2 separate regions of the Mus musculus genome follow, and region 1 is linked to region 2. Evidence: chromatin loops called from intact Hi-C (ENCODE). Cell type or tissue: gastrocnemius. All regions are shown on one strand.

The links. Peaks named below come from ENCODE experiments on the same cell type or tissue, not always from the same donor. Only the 100,000 strongest peaks of a DNase experiment are listed, where the experiment ranks them.
Region 1: it touches region 2 in a loop (11-fold over the local background); 39 of 42 quality-filtered maps call a loop at or near these places.

Annotation. Positions count from the first base shown.
Region 1 is chr11:44,607,770-44,615,769 of GRCm38, reverse strand. No RefSeq gene overlaps it. Among named protein-coding and RNA genes, the nearest start is that of Ebf1, 6.3 kb to the left of the region's middle. In gastrocnemius, CTCF peaks have their summits at 1,997 and 4,725; DNase peaks (open chromatin) are centred at 2,079, 2,356 and 4,702; H3K4me3 peaks cover 2,548 bases; H3K27ac peaks cover 2,482 bases.
Region 2 is chr11:45,003,713-45,011,712 of GRCm38, reverse strand. Ebf1 (early B cell factor 1) reads right to left here. Exons shown (of 16, transcript NM_007897.3): 16 at 3,617-6,996. The coding sequence ends at 6,965. Among named protein-coding and RNA genes, the nearest start is that of Gm51859, 81 kb to the left of the region's middle. In gastrocnemius, no CTCF peak of the experiment used is centred here; DNase peaks (open chromatin) are centred at 3,406 and 3,855; H3K4me3 peaks cover 507 bases; H3K27ac peaks cover 1,784 bases.

The DNA of each region.
Region 1 (8,000 bases), 400 kb after region 2:
CAGACATAACTTTATCTACTATAGCTCCCAGACTATTTATCTAGACTACAGATGTGCTGGGACATTTCTTTCTGGTCCCATAATTAATGCCATCTCCTCCAAGCCATCTCAGCAGAGATCATCTGATCCACCAGGATCCTCATAGCATATACTAGAGTTTCTAGTACACAGTAGGTGCTGTGTGTGTGTGTGTGTGTGTGTGTGTGTGTGTGTGTGTGTGTGTGTGTGTGTGTGTAAAAAGATGAGTTATATGCTGGTAGACACCAGAACATTCTCCATCTCTATAGATTTTAAATGCACAATTGAAGCTGGGCCTCTTTAAACTTTTTCAAAGCTCCAAGCTGTGCTGATGTCCCAGACCCAGGATCCTCTTAACGTCAGGAGTACACAGAATAAGCCCCTTCCTTAAGTTCAGTGGTGACCCTTCAAGGTAGGGGCATCAGGAAGCATTGGCCACCCTTCTACAATGGGTCCCAGGAAGCCCTAGCTTAAGACTTAGGCTTAACTCTTCTTAACTGCTTGAGTCTCCACTTTTCAGTAATCAAGCCAAAACATTAAAAGTTGAATGTAGTGGGGTAGATGTTCCAGTGATGCACACAGTCAAGAAAGGATCATTGCCCGAATGAGGAGAAACACAGTCACATTGAGGCCTGTGGTTAACAAGAGTCACAAAGAACATAGTCCTCCAGAGGAGGTCGGAGGTCGGCTACAAAGGATCCTGGTGTCAGTCAGCACATGAAACCCACTATCCAGAAAAGAGAAACTGGAACAGAGAATGACAGCTATAGCAGCCCAATTCTCCAGAAATTAACTAAAAAGGAAGCAATTTTTATATCCATAAGCCAGAGGAGGAGGAAGAAGAGGAGGAGAGAAAGGGGAGGAGGAGGAGAGAAAGGGGAGGAGGAGGAGGAGGAGGAGGAGGAGGAGGAGGAGGAGGAGGAGGAGGAAGGGGAGGAGGGGGGAGGAGGAGGGGGGGAGGAGGAGGAGGAGGAGGAAGGGGAGGAGGGGGGAGGAGGAGGGGGGGAGGAGGAGGAGGAGGAGGAAGGGGAGGGGGGGAGGAGGAGGAGGGGGGAGGAGGAGGAGGAGGAGGAGGAGGAGGAGGAGGAGGAGGAGAAGGCAGTGATGGTGGTAAAGAGAGGGAGGCAAGAATCTTTGGATAGCCCTAATTCCCTTTGGCTTGACAGGCAGCCAACACCTCACCTGGGATAGTGGGCATATTTCACTTTCATTAAGCAAAGTGCATTTGTAGATTTTCATCTGGGTGAATTGCCTTTTAACGTGGCTTCTGCATCCAATAATAAATGTTTAAGTATAAGGAAGCCAAAAGGAAGTGGGAGAGAGAGAGAGAGAGAGAGAGAGAGAGAGAGAGAGAGAGAGAGAGAACTCTCTCTCTCTCTGTGTGTGTGTGTGTGTGTGTGTGTGTGTGTGTGTGTGTGTGTGTGTGTGTGAACATTCAGATACCTGGGCCTCCTTCACAGCTGCAGGACCAGAGCCTCTGGCATTGGTACCTAGGAATCTATATTTAAAGACATTTAAAAATTCTTGCCTTCTCCCCAAACAAAGAGACAGGGAAGGAGCCACTGTAAAGGAATATGTTTCTTCTAGAATGATGTTTTCCTGTCGAACTTCTGGCAGATTCTTCAGCTGTGGCTGGAGAGATGGGGTGGTGGTCATGGATAGGTTCTCAGAGGGTCCACACTACCAAGTGGGGTTGCCCAGCTTCTCAGGTCCCCCAGTGCTGGAGGAAGTTGAGGCTAGGGCCCAAGAATTCCCTCCCCCTGTGCTCTTCAAGCCCAACCAGTGGCACCCAGGCCATCTCGAACTTCTGTAGACCCAGACCCCCTTTCATGGGGCATATAAAATGATGCAATAACTTCTAGGGGCTCAGGTAAAATTATGCTCCCCTGCTTGCCTTTCAGTAAAAAGAAAGACCCCCCTGAATTGAGTGGAACTGGGATCAGAAGGAATGTCCCAAGAAAAGAGGGGATGGCTTTTGCTTGTCTGCCCCCAGGAGGCAGGCTTGGGACTTGTCCTGAAGCGTGTTCTACTTTTCTCTTTTTGAGGACCCCCCACCCAACAGTCGGGGAACTGCCCCCTCACCTTTTTTAGCTTTCTTGCCAGAGGTAGCTGCGACCCCAGTGGGACAACGGGCTCTTCATCCAGTGCTGGGTAGAACTGGAAGTGGGCGACAAAGCGCCTAAGCTCAAAGGCCCTCTGAGAGCTTCTGGGGAGTTGCGGGCCACTAGACGTCTGAGATGTGTGACTGGGACAGGCCGAAGCCAGGCCACTATCAAGGGAACCCGGTAGAGTCTGTAGCGACCTGGAGTCCTGGGAAAGCGGGGTGCAGCCAGGCAAGGGCGAGGGCGATGGGAAGATACCACGGATGCGTGTTGGGACTGCCGAACACTGGGACCCACGCGCCCACTAAACCCTGGTCTGTCCCCGGGTGGCATTCACCCACCTCTGTGGGGAGCGTGGGAGCCGCAGGCCAGAACGCCACCGGAAATCCGGACTCTGATCCGGGCTTGCGACCTCGCGGCGCTCCGGAAAAGTCCCTCCTTTGCTCATCCAGTCTCTGTCCCTGGGATAACCCTCCTTTTCTTGGAACCAACTAGAAAACTGAAGAAGAGGGTGACAGCCACTCGCAGGAGGTAGAGAACGATTAAACAATCTCTAAGGCTCTGTCGCAGAGACTGCAGTCAACGTGGGTAGGACCAGGCGCGGTGCGGTTCCACAAAACTGTCCCCTCTCAGAACGAGCTGAGGCCTCTCTCGGGTTTCCCCCGGGATCGTCCCAGACAATAAATAGATCCCATTTGTTGCTAGGTTTACCGGACATGAAATTACTCAATCGCGACTACAGTCCACTCCCATTGTACAGGTGAGGAAACGGAGGGTTTTTAAGAGAAGCGGAAGCGAATGAAATCTTGTTCCTGCCACACCGCTAATAAAGTTACCAAGACATTGTCTCAGGGACCAGTGCTCTTAACCTTGGAGTCAAACCTCCACCCGGCAGAGGCAGCTAAGGGCTATTCAACACCACTAGAATTCTTGGGTGCACTGAGTCCTGGTTACACATAGCGGGGGAGGGAGATAAGGGGAGCAGAGTGAAAGAGAGAGAGGGCGCTTGTCACGGTGAGGACAAACCACACAGAAGTCAGGAGAGTGTAGTTTCAGGAAAATCTTAACGAATATGATTATTTGAAAACAAGTTTGCGCTGTAATGTAAGTGGGTGCCTTTCCCCTCTCCTTCCCAGACAGGACTCCCCAGGGACGTGCCAGCTCCAGCCCTAGCTGTGTCACGTCCTCTCCCAGTCCCAGCTAAGGTCTAAGCTTGCCTAATGAAACGACCTTAAGTACAGGACTTTGCTATGATGTCCGATGTCCACGATGTCCACTACAGGCCAGAAATCAGAACAGCTGAGCATGTGTTTTAATTGTGGGTTGGGGGGACATGGTTCAGTCTTGGTCTGAGCACGGATAGCTAAAACCCGACGTAATTCTGAGTTGAGAGAAAATAGCTGGTGGTGTTCCAGAAAAAGAACTCTAGGCTGGTGCCGCCCAGGGGTGGAGTTCAGCTGGTACCCCACTTTGAGAATTTTGCTTATCTGCCTAGGAGACTAAAGCTGGCTTTCTCCACATAGGAGGTGGGGTGGGGTATCCAAGGGTTTTAGAAGGGAGCTCTCCAGCAGTTTATAAGTTAACACTGCTTAAGTTTTAAAACAAACTGAGATGGAAGAAAGAAAAAAAAAAGCAGGGAGTTGGGGGGGGGGGCTATAAAGATTTAAGAGAGAAAAGGGCCTGTTTCCCTAAAGGAAAGTTAAGAAAGGAAAAGCGCATTCGAGAGGTGGGTTCAGGATACCCAAGTGAGAAAAACTGTGTGCTCCTTTTTTGGGGGCAGCTTTCTGGGTATTTGCGCGGTGGCGCTGTGCGCTTCCTGGTCCTTATTGGTAGCTTTGTTTAAAGTGCCTGTGGTGTGAATGCAGACACGGGTTTTCAATCAGCGAGCCTCAGCTACATTATTTGAGGGTCTGAACAGTGCATTCTTGGCTCCGTGTGAGCGCGCGTGCTTCAGTGCGGGCCCAAGGGGTGCACAGGTGCACCTCTATCTCGAGTGTGCATGAGAGTCACGTGAAGACATAGTTTATGTGAGTACAGTGTGCAAGCACAGAACTTGGGTACCGAGCAAGATCGTACACGCGAGTCTGAGCCCGCACTTGTGTGTGTTAACTGCCGCAAAGACATCCTAAGAATCAAAGTCCAGCTAGGCGAAAGCAGCAGGCTGCGTGGAAATCGAGGTGTCAAGGGCAGCGGTGAGACTGCAGGTCCCTTGGCCTTACGGGTGGGAGGGAGCCTGCTGGAGGAGCGCAGGGCATGGCCACAGGCCGGGGGTGGGCGCCCAGCTCAGCTCCCTGCAGACCAGGTGTAATTTCCACCCACAAATTACCCGAACTGAGAGCGCAACGGTCCCTGCTGGACAGTTCCGCGCTCTTAATGGTTCCTCGCGGACAGTTTCTGATTATTGATGCGGCGTCCAAAAAGAGACCGCTTCCGGGAGATTTGCTTGTGTGTTCATTCCCCTTATCGCTGTTGATTTGCTTGGCTGCTACAAAGACCCAACCAAGCCGACCAGCGCGACCAAGAAAGAAGTCCTGAGCGGATTCCATAGTGCAGGCTACTTGCTGGCCAGAATTGTCTTCCAAGGTGGAGTCACAGCGCCACCTCGCGATCCCCTAGCTCCCTTGCGGTACTGCCGCTCGAGAAGGAGACTTTGCAGGTCCCCAGCCTATAAATTCCCAATGCTGGTTCACACTCAACATTTCTTTATTCGGTTAATAAGTTCTTCATTTTCCCAGGCACACCTTGAACACTTCTGGACTACCCACCCGTCAGGGTTCAATCTCCAAGGTTGCCTAAATGAACCTCTCTCTCCAAGACAGCCCATGGGTACCTTTCCTCAGCTTCCCCTAAGGCTCAGTTCACACTGTCAGAAATACAGTCTCGCTTCCCTCCCTGATCAAGCAACTCCTCAATAATGTCGAAAATTGTTCTTCAACATCAACCCAATCTAGAACTTATTGCTGAGCGTGTGTGAGGGAGTCTCTGATCCAATGTTTTATGCTAAGCATAAGGCAGTCTTACTTAATCATCCTACATACCAAGCCTTGACTATTTATTATTATTATTATTATTATTATTATTATTATTATTATTATTATTATTTACATGAAGAAGCCATTGTTAGAGGGGCTAAAGTGCCCAGCCAAGGTCATGAGCCCAGGTTAGTCTATCTGATGCCAGAACACACCTTTAGCAGCTCTATGTCTTGCCAACTTCATCAGCTCTATGGCCTCAGGCCATGTGGCCAGACAAGGCTCAGAGTCAGCATTCATGTAAACCCATTGCTCTGGAGAACGGAGACAGGAAGAGGACTGCTATTATCAAGCACCTTGTTTGCTCACACAGCATATTACAGTCTATCACACATAGCTCATTACAGTGTATTGCACACAGCATATTACAGTCTATCACACATAGAATATTACAGTGTATTGCACACAGCGTATTACAGCATATAACACACAGCACATTACAGCCTATCACAGAGCATATTACAGTGTATCGCACACAGCACATTATAGCACATATAACACACAGCACATTGCAGCGTATCACACACAACATATTACAACACATGACACACAGCATATTACAACATATAACACACAGCAAATTACAGTATATCGCACACAGCATATTACAGCATATCGCACGCAAGGATTGCTAACAAAGCATATTACACCACTCTCTACCCAAGGGACCCTAGCCAAGCCAGTCATCCTTCCTTCATCTTTTTTTTAAATTAAAAATATTTTAAATTTATTTCTATTTTATGTGTATTCACATCTTACCTGCATGTATGTATATACACCATAACCATGCCTCCTGACACAGAAGGCAGATACCCTGAAACTGAAGTTACAGACAGCTGTCATGTGGGTGCTGAGAACCAAACCTAGGTCCTTTGCAAGAGCAGCAAGTGCTTTTAACCAGTGAGCCATTGCTCCAGCTCCCCAACCTCCTTATTCTTAAAAGTCAGTTTACTGTAAGGGACAAAGGAGAGACGTGGATGCTACATACCCGATGTACTGCTCCACGCTGCAACCAGCACAAATGCAGCATTTGTGAGCACTGGGCTCACAGCTCGAAAATCGTAATTACTGATAGTCACCAACTAACACACCAAACAAAATGAATCTACTAGCTACATAGAATTTATTATGAAACTACCTTGTGGTTATATCTTCATTTTCATTGTGGACATGAGTTACGTAATGGGACATGTTTACTTTACGATAGTCTGAGTGTTTATATTACCCTGATATTCTATTTAAAAAAAAAAAAACATTTAAGGGGCGGAGAGGGCAAGAGAGAACTAAACAGTAAATCAGTAGGTTTTGCCTCTTGCCCTTCCCTTCCTTTGTAGACTTTTGCCAGGAAAGATTTAAAGGGAGACTATAAAAATGTTTCTTACTCTGGAGAGTACAAAATTCTGTTTTTTTTTTTTCAATTATGGGAGATTCTGAGCTAGTCTGAGTTTTTCCCCACTCAAAAAAAAAAAAACCCACATTGTCACAGCTAACACATTAAAAGCTTTGGGATTAAGCTAAGCAAATGTGTGCATGCAAATGGTGGCACCCAAGTAAGAGAAACAAATCAGGGTTGTCGGAACACAGGCCAGGCAGGCTGTTAGACATGTCTCTAAAAGACAATATTTTAAAATTCAGTGTCTCTTTCCAGAATGACTCATGAAAGAACTACTCCTGTGTTAAGTTTGTCGAATATGAACTTTGCAGCCTGCTCCAGTTAGACCTTCCGTGCTCTAGAAAGGCAGATGAGCAGTAGAACCATGTCATAGCTCTGTAGTTTCTCCTCAGAGAAGAAGGCAGGACAATCCACAGGGGAGAGCAGTGTGCTTCCGGTTCTGCTGGCCCATGATCCATTTCTAGAGATTCCACCGCAGGCTGGATCGAGCTAAATTCGTGTGTACTTGTTTCTTTTTCTTGGGATGCTCTCGTATGGAGAAAGAGACGTGGGCGACTCTACCTGCATTGAAGTCGTGTGCTCAGGGGTTTAGTAGCATGGCTGATGAGATTTTATTACCCTTGACTGGAAATTTGGCTCATACTAATGCCACGACCCACTGACTTTTTGGCAACTTGGGATCTATTCTATTTCTCCCTCCTCTCCCCCCTCCCCTTTCTAACATTCCTTCTCTTCCTTTTCCTTTTCCTCTTCTTTCTCACCATGACAGTCATTAGGGATAGCCACCAAAATCCTAGGTCTTTCTCTTCTCGCAGAATACTACTTCCCCCATTTCCAGGTTGGGATAGCCTGGGTCCTCTGTAAGTGGAGAAGAACTGTGATTTGCCTCAGCAAATGAGGAGTTAGCAGGCATGGCATGTCACTCATGGGCAAGAAGCAAGAAGAGCCAGGGCAGAGTTCATCAAGCTCCTGTCCCTAGTGGCGGGAGCTGATAGATCCCCAAATGGAGTTTACAATCACCTGCCACTCTTTGTAAAGCTGATGTGTACTGGGGTCCCCCTGTACTCACAGGGGCATTTAGCATGAGTGGGAAATTACCCTGTTCCTATAAAGCACAGGCGATTCTTGACTGGAGTGTGGCCTAGCCTTTTTGACTAATGCACTTTGGAAAGTAACACTTTTTCCTCTGGGAGGAAAAAAAGAAAGTTCTTCCCATGAGTGAAAAAAAAAAAAAGTGGCTTTCTCCATCTAATGAAAAGAATTATCAGAAATCTGAATGTCTTTGCTTTAGTCAAGTCACTCTTAGAGCTCCCAACATCATTTGGAAACTCCGAAGAGAGAAAAGGAGATGTGCTGAAGACATCATTAAAAGGAAACTGGAAATTCTTTCGGGAGCCCCACAGGACTTTCCAGGAGCATTTTGCTCACTTGCAGATACACTAGGAAGAGTTTCCT
Region 2 (8,000 bases):
TCTACCTTTGGTGGGGGAGGGAGGGTATATGCTAAATAGATCAAAATTAGTTCCAACATACCGTAACTCTCCAGATAAAACTACTTGATGCTCTTGTTTAAGAAAGAAAAAAATGAAAACAATATCTTTCTAGTTCTGGAAACTGAATTTGAAGATATAGGAAGGATTGGATCATTGGCTCCACAGTAAGAAAAATAGGCCAGAGAGACCAACGTCTTCTTAAAGGGAAGTTCTCTCTATCTCTGTCAAAGGTGTGAGCATTCAATTGGGCATTGCAGCTCAGTAGCAAAGTCCATGCCTAGCATGTGTGAGGTCCCAGGTTCCATTCCCAGCTCCCAACATGCATACTGGTGACTACTCTTTTGACTTTTTTGTTATCCATTAACTCCCATATTACATCGACCATTGAACCATGATGGCTCTTTTACATCTCTTAGTCCTATCTACTTCCCCCTTTTATCTCCCTAATCCAAGCTGTTCATGTCTTGAGAGGACCACTACAATAACCTCCAGGTGTTCCTCAGTTTCCCTCTGCCCCCTCTACAGGACATCTCTAAGGTCCGTGTATGCAATATGGAAGTCTCCCCACTGTTTATGAGGATAATAAATGTGTGCTGTGACATAAACAACAAGAAAATATAAGTAGAGCAGAGATGGGAGACCATAGATGACAGAGAGACATGGAGAGAGGTCTGCCTGAGATGGAGCAGAAGGTCTCTGGCAGGTCAAGATCAGAAGCAAAATGAGTTCAAATAAGCTTAGGTTTCCCCCTGCAATAGGGTGAACTTGGGGGCTGATTAGAATGTAATATATTGAGGAATGAACAATTGATCGTGTGAAAGAGGGTGGAGGTGATCATTTTGAGATTTTGAACATGGCATGCGGAAAAGAACTCATTTCTTTGAGATTTTATGTAAAAATGAATTCATCTGTGATGGGTCTTCTGTGAAGCAAGAGGAATCATGGTAGGTTTTTTAGTGTGGGTTTGTGTCTTGAGCAGCCTCTGATGCCTGCAGCCAGCAGGGTTCCACAAGAACCTGATCCCACTTTCCCAAACCCCTATGGCCGGTAATTTCAATCCTTGGTTTATCTCATAGTGAAGTCTCAAGGTATTGATCATAGTTGGCTATTATACCATAAGGACTGCTCAAGTGACACCTTCAGTAACTTGGACTTTTTGCCAGAAATCCCAAAATGACACTTTAAAGGGACAAGAATGTAGATATATATATGGTTTATGAGTATCACTTGCATGTATATATGGACACCCCATATGCTTATGTGCAGTGCAAGAGGAGGCCAGAAGAGGGAACTGAATCCGTGTTAAATACGATTATGATCCATCATGTAAGTGCTAGGAACTTAATCTGGGTCCTCTACAAGAGCAGCCAGTACTCGTAAGTACTAAGCCATCTCTCAAGCCACTAACACTTATGGTTTTGAATCATTGCTTCTAAATTGGATTTCAACATTTATAAAGTGAAACATCATCAACTCCAAATGCTGGAGAAAAGAAATCTACCAAGTCCTAAAGTGACCAAAGGATGTGAAGACCATACATTCTGGTGAGGGCAAATTGTCTGGAGCAACTCTGGCCATATGTTCACTTCAGATGCAGCATGTGATTGCTGGTGGCTGTATCCAGCCCCTGCCTCCCCTTCACTCCCTCCCTTCTCCCATCCCTCCCTCCTTTTCTCTCTCATGGATAAATTCTTTCTGTCTCTCTCTGTCTATCTATGTGTGTCTCTCTGTCTCTCCTTCTCTCTGCCTGTCAGCTTAACCCCAAGGAATTTTGCCAGATTTAAATACACCACCGCCTTTGTGAACATTCAGGGACCGTGAGTTTGTGAGTTTGTCAGAGGCTCTGCGTGAAGGCACCTCAGCTGATTGGCTCCTTAGCATCTAACACACCAAACCCATGCTAGGTGCCCAGAATATGCTGTGAATTGGAGTCGTTGTGCCCCACAAAGTCACTGTGGGCATCTGTGCACTCCACTCACACAGTCTCTCTGCTCTTGGGTGCCCTTCATCTTACTTCAAGTTCAGTCATCACACTGTCAGCCATTCTGCCTCGGCTGCTCACTCTTTCTGCCTCAGCTCAACTACTACTTTCTCTAGAAGACTTTTCCAGAAAGTCCTTAGATTATGTCAGACCTCACGATGTTATACCTTCAAAGCATTCTTGACTCGGACCTCAATACCCTCGTTAGATGTTATGTGTGTTGTGGGTTTATGTCAATTTTTCTATTGTAAGCGCCAAGAGTGGGAACAATGCCAGTGTTCTTACGAATGGGTCCACTACTCCTCATCAAGGGTCATAGGCATGCCAAATGCTTGAGGTTTAAGGGAACAAATGAATGAATGAGTGAATGAATGAATGAATGAATGAATGCTGTCAAGAGGTAGGCCTTACGGAGTTCTAAGCCAATTCAGAGTGTGGTTATCTGTTTTTATTCTGTGGAGCTCTGGCATATGTCTGCCTCTTGCAGTTTAAGCATCATAGACATGGATGACGTGGAAGCGGGTTGTCTTGTCTGGCACCACATGCATCCTGAAGTCATCCTGAACCTTTTGCTCAGTGTTTCTCCTCTGCAACTGATACAGAATTGAAAAAATAGGGGATGGCCAAGCTGATCAGGTAGGAGTCTCCATGGAGACAGGACAGCAGCTTCTGTATGTTCTGGCTTACATGGGGTGGCCTTTCATGACCTTACCTTGGGCTGTATTTCAGGGTAGTGCCATAGCAGTGCCTCCCACAAATGAATGTGCTGGTGGTTATGGGACACCCTCTTAGGTCTGGCCATGGAGTTTCTGTTGGTCGAGGCATTTTGTAAGCGCCATTAACCTCATCGTGTCCAGTCATTGCAAAATTAGTGAAGACATGGAACGTACAATGGAAAGATGTATCCTTAAATGACCCGGTCCCAGATGTGTGTATATCTTCTGTGGACCTATGAAGTTTGCACAACGACTGAGTGCCTGTAACTTTCAATTCCAGACAGATGTGGTTTTGTCAACCAGGAAAAAGAAAAAAAAAACTATTATCCACACAAAGTTTATATATATATATATATACATATATATATATACATATATATATATATATATATATATATATATATATATATATATATATATATATATGTTCTCTAGTCACACGTCTCATCAGCAAGCCAGGGCACATAATTAATTGACCAGGAGGCACACTGGGATTAATTAGCAGTTGCATAGGAAGAGTTTAGCTCAGCCTTCCAGGGCAGAGGATGGTGTTCTAGAATGACCAGTTCCTGGATTCCCAATTCAGCCCCTATCATGGGGGGAATCTCACTGTTCACTGACAATAGGACTGGGGGCTCTTGCCACCAATGTGGGCCAGCACGTGCACACCTGGCTCATGCCAGCAGAGGGCAGCAGTACGCTGTGCGTGTTCAATTTGCATTCCAAATTAGCAGATCCCGGTGGGACCTACAAAGAAAGGAAGTGGGTGCCCCAGGCCTAGGCTAATTCTCTCTGGGTGTTAACACTGGCCCGAATAATAGCAAACCCGGGCCTTTTGCAGTCCATTGAGTGTTGCTCTTCTCTTCTGCCATAGAGAAATGAACACGCCACTAGGAGCTGCTATCACAGACAGGAAGTAACTTTAATTAAATATCGTGAACGTTGAAAAGTTTTTTACAGTTTGAATTTTTGAAAAAAAAAAAGGAGAAGAAAAGAAAAGAAAGAAAGAAATAAAAAAGAATGAAATATAACAATCTCTACAGTAGTTGAGTGCTCTAACAATTGGATTGTACAGTGTGTGTCTATTGAAAACGTTTGAAAAGAAGGTGAAAGATTTGCAGAATGAGTTCATGGAGCTGCATCCTACATTGTGAGGCCGGGCATGGCGTGGACATATCCAGTCATCCAGAGGCAGGGCTCTTCCCCCAAAACGGAAATCTGAATTGAATTCTCTACTCCATCTTCTTTTTAAAAGCCATATTCTGTATTTAGGGGGCTATATCTTAAAGGGACTTAAAAACAAGATTTTGTGTAGAAGAAAGTGGTTCCTAAAACCAAACTACTTCTCCATCGGCTAATCAAACAGAAGTAACAAAACACAATTGATACACATTTTCTTTTTAAAGGCTCTTTGGGCTTTCCAGTAAAGTTCTCATCACGTCACAGCACGTGGCTAACAGATTGGTGGCGTCTTTTGTCAGGGTCTGAGCCGGACACCTCACCGGCTTGCTGCTCGTTCCTTTGCAGACAGTTGTCTGGCTCACCAGACAAAATATGGCTTTAGACGTTAGACATCTTGAGGCCAGCGCTTACCACACGAATTCAGACAACCTTTCTGAGTACGGAGAAGCAATGCTAAACCTTGCTTATATTTTTTTCCAGTTTCTTTTTATTTTTATTATTATTATTATTATCATCAGTTGTCATTATTATTATTTCTCACCATGAAAAATCAGCTTTCCTCCCTCCCCTCCCCTACCAACCCCCCCAACTTCCCTCCCCTCCCCTCCCCAACCCATAAAAATCCGCACTCTGACAGTCTAGTGAAAACCGTTGAAATCCATCCGGGCATGCACAGTCGCAGCTTTGTTAATGTTCTCTTGCTCTACTAGAAAAAGTAACATTGTCTTAAAGTAACAAAACAGTTCTTTTGTGCTTTTCGATTTCTCTCTTTTTTTTTCTTCTTTTTCTTTTTTTTTTTTCTTAGAATGTTAGTGATGGCTGACAGTTGGGGGGGGTGCACAGTACAATGTACAGGTGAAATGGATATGATTTGCATTGTTAAGGCATCCAATCTGCTGGTTTATATTTATGTGAAAGACAGAGAATATACAAGCAGACTTAAGAAAGAAAGTATGTTCATTGATCTCTATGAAGTTTCTCCCCCAAATTTAATGCACAAAATGCGTCACTCCAAAGGGAGAGATTCCATGCATATTACTAGAGTAAAACAGCGTTTTTGTATGCTTCCAAAGCAAAGGGTACATTATTTTTAAATCTACAGAACTAAATACTACAAGAATAATATGCTACTATTTTTTTGCCATATATTGGAAAAAACTTCTTAACTTACAAATAATACAAAAATAGACAATGGCTTTTGGGTGGAAATAAAAAAATGAAGCATGGTTTAAAACAATACTAAAAATACCTATAAATGAATTGTTTAAAAATCACATTGAAACAGCTAATACAACTATAAGTGACCAAACTATACTTGCGCACTGTTCACAAAGCAAACACACACACAAAATAAACTAGGGGTGGGGGATGGGAGGAAGGAGAGAAAAGCAATGTACAAATTCCAAAGATAAATACATTATTTATATGGATATTTTACAAAATCCCCATTAAAACAAACAAACAGAAAGCCTTTGAATTAACTTTGCAAGTATGTGCAAGCTAAAGGTAGTGCGCTTTTTATTTCTTTGCAAAATATGCAGTATAATTCTTTGCGTGTGTGAGATCGAAAATCTTAAGACATTAAAATGTATAAATAAAACAACTTTGGCAAAAAAAAAATCACAAAAGAAATCTACAGTATTTATAACTACATACAGAAACAGAAGGGCAGAGGTCAGCAGGAACACGCCCCCTCAGAGCCTTGCTGGCTGAATCTTTGCTATGGATTCTTTAAGAACACTTCCCAGTTGAAAGCAAAATTTCCCATAGAAAGCTGAGTTTGAAGCCTCAACCTTCCCTTCCTCTCTCCCAGTTTCCTTTCACACTGAACTCCAAAGCACTTTACCTGTTGACTGAATATAGAACTTTCCAACCTTGCGGAGTCTTGCGGATACAGACCCCTGTGTGATTTGGGACCTTGCGGAGTCTTGCGGGTATAGACCCGTGTGATTTGGGAGCCCGGAACAGCACACCTACTTGCCTTTGTGGGTTTGCTTTATTTGGGTTTTTGAGCCCAGATCTAGAGTTAATATCTAGGATTCCAGCTTGAGTAAGCTTGGATCTCTTGACGGTGGAGTGCGAGCGAGATTTTGGCTTGGTAAACTGGAGGGCATATATGGAATTCTGTGCCTGGACCCTGTCCTGTGAAGTCTTGAAGGAGATTCTCGCTCGGAACATGTGTTGCTCCACTCTCAGAGGCCGCTGGCTTCGGGAGAAGTTGATGTTAAGTAAAAGAATAAGATCGGGTTTAAAGATGCATGTTGTTTTGTTTTGTTTTGTTTTGTTTTTGTTTGTTTTTAAACAATCTGTCTAGAGGCACTGGCTTTTCGAGTACAAGGGCAAACGTGATCATGTATGTCGCTTGGTAACTTTCCAGGCTACACTTATTTACACAGTTACTTAAGACAACCATACAAAAGAGAGAACGAAGCTTGCACTGCTAAGGGGTGGCGTGTTAAGTTAGATATTGAAAATGCACTGTCTGAGCTAACTACCACTGATAAGCTTTAAGGCGCAGAAGCCGACCCTTAGTTCACTAAAAAATCTAACTGGCATTCCTATTCTGTCCATACGAGCTCTTTTTTTAAATTTATTTTTCCCTGTTTTTCTTTTTTTTTTCTCCTTTTAGATTTTTTTTTTTTGTAAATATCACCACTTCATTCTCCCCTTCCATAGCTTTAAAAACATAAATTAAAACATGGAGTCTTGTTTATAGTGGCCCTTGTGTGTAGCTTAATGGTTTATAAAAGACAAATGGTTGCAGAGTTAAGCTTAAGAAAAGAAAGAAAGAAAAAGAAAATGTGGGCTTGCTTTTTATCAATACAGAATAAATATATCCCCCAGATACTCGGGGGTTACAACTTTAACCAACACCCTGCTCTGGCAGACCCCCTTTCCAATTTCAGTATTTGCAAGGTCGGTGATTTTGTTTAAAAATCTGCAGTTATTGTGTGATTCCTCTTAAAAAGGCCTGAGTTAAAAGTTCCACTCTGGGACTCATGTCAGATAACTTTCGTAGCAGAATCCAACCTCTTCATTAATAAAATTCTTCAAGGCAATTCTTTCACATGGGAGGGACAATCATGCCAGATATCGCTACGAAGAGAAAAGACAGAAGTCAACGGTTTTGCATCCAAACATTTCACAAGGGAGGGGAGACACAATAATTAAAAACAAAAAAACCCAATCCACACGTGACATTGGTAGCTGAATGTTACCCAGATGCCCTTGCATCTTTCGGGGAATGAATTGTGTCATAAAATATACATGTACCTTATTAAAAATGTTATACATGTATATGTGTCTCTAACAGGGTATCCTAAACATTTCTCTAAATCTGACTTCAATTTTAAGACATAGCTGGAGAGTTGCATAGTTAGAATACCATTGGGAAAGTTGCAGCCTCAGACTTTGCAAAATAGTGAGAATTTTCAGTTTGTCATTTTGCCTCCACCCCCCCACCATCACATACGAAGTATAAAATAAAGGAATGGCCCGCTGTAACTGCCAACAATTTCTGCGAACAGTCTCTCCTTATGTTCTGTATTAGCATGAAAATTAAGCAACAGAGCAACCATCTGAGGGAGGGCCTTCCCTTCAGCCCTAGCTGGAAAAGGACGCCAGCCACAGCACCACAGCAGGCATTGTTCACAGGGAAAGCTGAGTCCTGGTTGGAAGAGAGAGCCTGTTTGCCGGACACTGTAGAATGCCTCTCTACTCCCAGGATTTCTGGAATGACCTGAGCATGGCTACTAGGGAAAACATGTAGCCTATGAAGGGAAGACCTGTTTTTAGTCAACCCTATTTTTATTTTAGAGTTTGGAGTTAGGAGCTGCACGGCCATGTTTAGGAAATGCTGCCTCATGCCTGCCCACTTCAGAGCGCATTCCTCTGAGATGGCTAATTCTCTGCCTGACCCTCAGCCTCCATGGCTGGAACATGAAGTGAACTGCAGCACTCAGGAGTTAGTGAACGTTTAAATAGAAGCAGAGCGCCTGGGTCTAACCCCCCAGCCCAGGCAGGGTCTAACCCCAAGGCAGATTACCCTCTGCCTGTGAACTACCATTTCTGCTTCTTGGATCTAGCTGAAAGCACTGTTA